2 separate regions of the Homo sapiens genome follow, and region 1 is linked to region 2. Evidence: chromatin loops called from intact Hi-C (ENCODE). Cell type or tissue: Caco-2. All regions are shown on one strand. Region 1 overlaps TNIP1 (TNFAIP3 interacting protein 1). Region 2 has its middle 8.6 kb from the start of CCDC69.

The links. A loop is a pair of places that touch in the nucleus more often than their neighbours do. Peaks named below come from ENCODE experiments on the same cell type or tissue, not always from the same donor. Only the 100,000 strongest peaks of a DNase experiment are listed, where the experiment ranks them.
Region 1: a loop joins it to region 2, with 5 times the contacts of the local background. A loop is called at or near these places in 33 of 110 quality-filtered maps.

The regions. Positions count from the first base shown.
Region 1 is chr5:151,061,254-151,063,753 of GRCh38, reverse strand. TNIP1 (TNFAIP3 interacting protein 1) reads left to right here. Exons shown (of 18, transcript NM_006058.5): 3 at 7-141; 4 at 1,542-1,627. Among named protein-coding and RNA genes, the nearest start is that of TNIP1, 19 kb to the left of the region's middle. In Caco-2, no CTCF peak of the experiment used is centred here; no DNase peak of the experiment used is centred here.
Region 2 is chr5:151,231,484-151,233,983 of GRCh38, reverse strand. No RefSeq gene overlaps it. Among named protein-coding and RNA genes, the nearest start is that of CCDC69, 8.6 kb to the right of the region's middle. In Caco-2, no CTCF peak of the experiment used is centred here; no DNase peak of the experiment used is centred here.

The DNA of each region.
Region 1 (2,500 bases), 170 kb after region 2:
CTCTAGGGGAGCTTTTGGAAGAGTCCCAGATGGAAGCGACCAGGCTCCGGCAGAAGGCAGAGGAGCTAGTGAAGGACAACGAGCTGCTCCCACCACCTTCTCCCTCCTTGGGCTCCTTCGACCCCCTGGCTGAGCTCACAGGTATAAGAGGAGTCTGGGTACCTCTGACTCTCCCTGTACCCCAAACTGCCCAAATCCTTCACAGTGAACTCCCTTCTTATGCCAAAACCCACATTCTCTCGTTTATCCTTAGGTCACAGGCTACCCTTCCATTCATGTTTTGGCTGCCACATCCCCCAGAAGGTCAGATTTGGAAGGGACTTCAAAACAATCTTGTTAAAAATAGCCAGTGACTCAGCACTCCTGAGGCCCCAGCAGACATGAGTAATAGATACAACAGTTGACTACATTGCAGTCCTGTGGCCTTGGGGTCTTTATCAGCATATTTAATATTTAATGAGCAGCTACTGTGTGCCAGGCATCGCACTCCAAGCAGCTACTCCCTGTCACTTGGAGCTGGCATATGAGTTGGAAGCTCCCTGGTCGTGCCCTGCGCGTCCATTTTACAATTAGGGAAGCTGAGGCCCAGGGAAGAAGCTGGGCTTGCCTGTTAGCCTGCTGCAGCGTATTTCAGATGTAAGGTTACGTGTGCTGCCCATTAAAGGACAGGGTGACTGTGGCTCGGGGTTGAAGTCCCATGTATGGTAGAGGCATCACCATGCGTACAGAGTGTGCATTACTCTGGCATGTCTCCAAGTCCAGGGTAAGGTCTGGGACCAGGATGGAAATGATCCGCACCTCAGCTGGACTCAGATGCCTCCTGCTGCAGCTCTACTGTATGGTATCTGGCCCAGGCCAATGTGACAGCCTTCTATTGGCTGGTGGTTGCATTTGCTGAATGGACAAATGGAGGAAAGTGATGGTCTCAGAGTCCACTGTGCTGCAGTCAGTGGGCATTTCCAGCCTCTGCTTGTCTATTCAGCAATGTTCCTGAGTTCCTGATTGGTGCCAGGTCCACTCTCAGAGTGAGAAATGAAGCTACCTTCAAGGAGCTCCCTGCAGCAAGGACTGCAGGAAGTCAGGGAGGGAGGGCCAAGTCTCAGTCCTGAGTTTGCAGTTGCTGGCTATGTGGCTGTGGGCAAGTTGATGACCTTCCCAAGCCTCAGTGTCCTGACCTTTAAAATGGGGATATGGGGCTTTTATGAGAATGGCTGGGATAATAGATACATAAAGACTTTTCAAATTGTAAATCATTGTCTTTATCATTGAGGCCTGTTCAGGGCAGCAAGGAGCAGCAGCCAACTTGGGATTTTCCCAGTAAGCCCAGGGAGCATGGTCTCTCTGCTCAGGCTCTGCCCCGTCACTCCAGGGCAGGCCATTTTCTCAGACTACCTGGCCCTGATGAGACCACCTCCCATTCTCCCACACTCGAGTGGGGAATCCTGTCTGAGAACCCTTTTGTCAAGGGCTGTCCTTGAGAGGGTGGTACCTGGGCTTCTCCCCTTCCCAGTCAGTTCATCTGTGCTTTCTTGATTCTCCAGGAAAGGACTCAAATGTCACAGCATCTCCCACAGCCCCTGCATGCCCCAGTGACAAGCCAGCACCAGTCCAGAAGCCTCCATCCAGTGTAAGTTTTATTTGGAGTCATGGGTGGAGGTTGCCTGGATGGACCTCAAGTCCTACTGACAGATACAAGAACATGAAGAAAGAGGGTTGAGGTCAAGAAACTGTGTTCCGTCTCGCTGGGTGATATTGGGCAAGTCCATCGCAAACTCTCTGGGGCCTCAGCCTCCCCATTTTGAAATGAAGGTCATAGTTAAAACTTACCAGGAAGACCCTGGTATGTACAAGGAATTCTTCTCACTTACTAAGTTGTATACTGTTAAGTATCACTGAGTGTGCACAGTGCTAGGAAAACAGACAGATGTGACATGGAGCTCACATTCTCAAAGAGGGCTCAGAAACTATCTTCTACAGGCTGGGCGCAGTGGCTCATGCCTATAATCCCAGCACTTGGGGAGGCTGAGGCAGGAGGATTGCTTGAACCCAGGAGTTTGAGACCAGCCTGGGCAGGATAGTGAGACTCCATCTCTCTAAGAAAAAAAGTAGTCAGGTGTGATGGTGTATGTCTGTGGTTCCAGCTACTTGGGAGGCTGGCTGAGGCAGAAGGGTCGCTTGAGCCCAGGAGGTCAAGGCTGCAGTGAGCCATGTTGATGCCACCACACTCCAGCCTGGGTGACAGAGTCAGACCCTCTCATAAAAAAAAAAAAAAATCTACAGATTTGGCTGGAGAAGTTTTGCTTGGTATCCTACAAGGGATTGCATAGTTCAGCATCCTTATCCTACAGATCAGGTGCAGGGAAAGAAGGACCTGTTCTGAGGTTACACGGGTAATGGGGAAAATGTAGATGGAGGAGGGAGACTTTCTAGGGCAGGGCCAAGAGCCAGAGGTGAGTTCTTGGTGGCCATGAGGGTCAGCTGGAAGCTGAGCACTGACTCC
Region 2 (2,500 bases):
ACCTTGCCAAAAATAAAAATAAAAAAATTGAGCCGGGCATAGTGGTATGCACCTATAGTCCCAGCTACTTGGGAGGCTGAGGCAGAAGATCGCTTGAGCCCTGGAGTTTGAGGCTGCAGTGCACCATGATCGTGCCTGTGAATAGCCACTGCGCTCTAGCCTGGGCAACACATCAAAACCCTATCTCTTAAAAAAAAAGAAAAAAGATTTTCAGTTTCACTTAGAAAATTAGAAGGTCAGGCCAATCAGGGCCTCCATTTCCTTCTAACACCAATCCACTGCAGTGCAGCCACCTGTGCTCCTTTTGGTTTGGTATATGGCCCCCAGTTTGCACCTGTCCCCAACTTATACTAGCCTTTTTCTAATTTAGGTACCTACCTAGCCCTATAGACATTTGGGTTTTAACCTGCAGACCTAGGTATATCTCCCATATATTCTGGGCCACTCCGATTTACAAATATTATTCTACCTCCTTGTCCCTCTAAATGTCCCAGAAATTCCAATATTTTGGCGAACAGTAATGCATGAATAGAATCAGATCAATAAAAATATACATAAGTCACAAAATTTCTTTGCTACCTCATGTGGTCCAATTTTCAGTTTGGAAAGCCCAGTTGCTGACCTCACCATCCTCCAACTCTCATTCCCATTGTTTTATGTGGGTAAGACCCTCCCACTAGGGTAGAACAAGGAAGATGCATCAGGACCCAGGACCAGGAAATGCCAGGTTTCCCAGAAGAAGGGGTCAAGGCATAGTCGTCTGTTGGAAAACGGTTGCTTAAGTTATGATTACATAGCAGGCTATACAGGTTGAAAAATATTCACTTTTCAAATCAAAGAATGAAGTGGGCTGCTGGAAATGAGGATCCACTGAACAAGGCTATACAGTTAATGTGTCTGCAGTTGGATAGAATTGAGAGCATGATGTCAGTGGGAATATGCAGAAGGTGCAGATGGTCCCTTGATGAGATGTATATTGGGGGAGGCAAGGTAGAGGGGTAGGGAGTTTACTGTCTGCTTGCAGCCGGGCAAGTGAATACCCAGCTCTGTTCTGAGCCTGGAAAGACCCAAGCTAATGCTGGAGTCCTGCTCAGTCAATTACTTATAAATCAACACGCTGCTCATCAGAAGACTGTATCCAAAAGGGAGCCTCAGAATCTCCAAAGCAAGGAAGGATTCTCCTAAGGTCTCTAGATGTGGGGTGGTTCAGGGCCTGGCTCATGTAGCCCATGGAACAGTCCACCATGTTTCACACGAAGGATGTGGGTAGGGGTGGTCTAGACACTAGACACCCAGTGTTGCCAAGGATGTCTCAAACCCAGAAAACAGTGCTTACCCATCGACTCACTGAGCCCTGGACCCTACTTTGTCCCTCATCTCTGTGTCCATTTTTTTTAAGTCTATCAGACATCTATCAGACATGAGGAGGACATGAAGGTCTAAAGCAGTGGTTCTCAAACATAAGCACACATCACAATTATGGGGAGGAGATGTTAAAACACAGATTGCTGAGGCCCACACCCAGGATGTCTGATGCTTTTCTAACAATTTCCCAAGAGATGCTGATGCTGTTAAAGCCTGGTCCACATTTTGAGAGCCACTGATGCAATGAAATGTTCACTATTGTTCATTCCTAGCGGCCTCCAGACCCCACAGCTTACTTAAGGAAAGCATGTGCAGTTTTCCCTAGAGAGTATTCCCAGGCAGCTGGACATGGTGGCTTACACCTGTAATCCCAGCACTTTGGGAGGCCAAGACGGGAGGATCACTTGAGGCCAGGAATTCAAGACAATACTGGGCAACATGGCAAAACCCTGTCTCTACAAAAAAATACAAAAATTAGCCAAGCATGGTGGCACATGCCCATAGTCCCAGCTACTCAGGAGGCTGAGGTGGGAGGATCACCTGAACCCCGGAGGTCGAGGCTGCAGTGAGCCATGATTGCATCACTGCACTCCAGCCTGGGCAACAGGGCGAGACTTTGTCTCAAAAAAAAAAAAGAGAGAGTATTTCTAGGTGATGTTCTGTGCTCCTCCTACTCTTACCATCCAAGCTCCTTAGGGATCTTTATCTGAACTTCACTGAACAGAGAAAGCACTGGCCGACCATGATTTACATGAACTGACTCTTGGTAAAGAAAGTGGTAAAGTGAATCTTTTGATGCCTCTCCCAAGGCAGCCCAAATCCCAAACTACAGCTCTCCTGGGAAAATAGGCAGGGATGACTTCTTGCTAATTAGTGTTACTCAGATTCAATTCTCCTTTCCAAGGACTTACCCTTTCATTCAATTCAACACAATCCAATCCAATCCATGTAGCAATTCAGTTCCCTGGCAAGGAGACCCACACAAGCTTTGGGGCAGTAAAGCTCAACCTTGAGTGTGAAGATTCCTCTGACTCAGTCCTCTCAGTCCTGATGCAGTGGATGGGGAAAAGAGAGAGAAGTCCAGAGAAACTGCACTTTAACCAATCCCTGATGCTTCTGAAGCAAATGAGCCTGC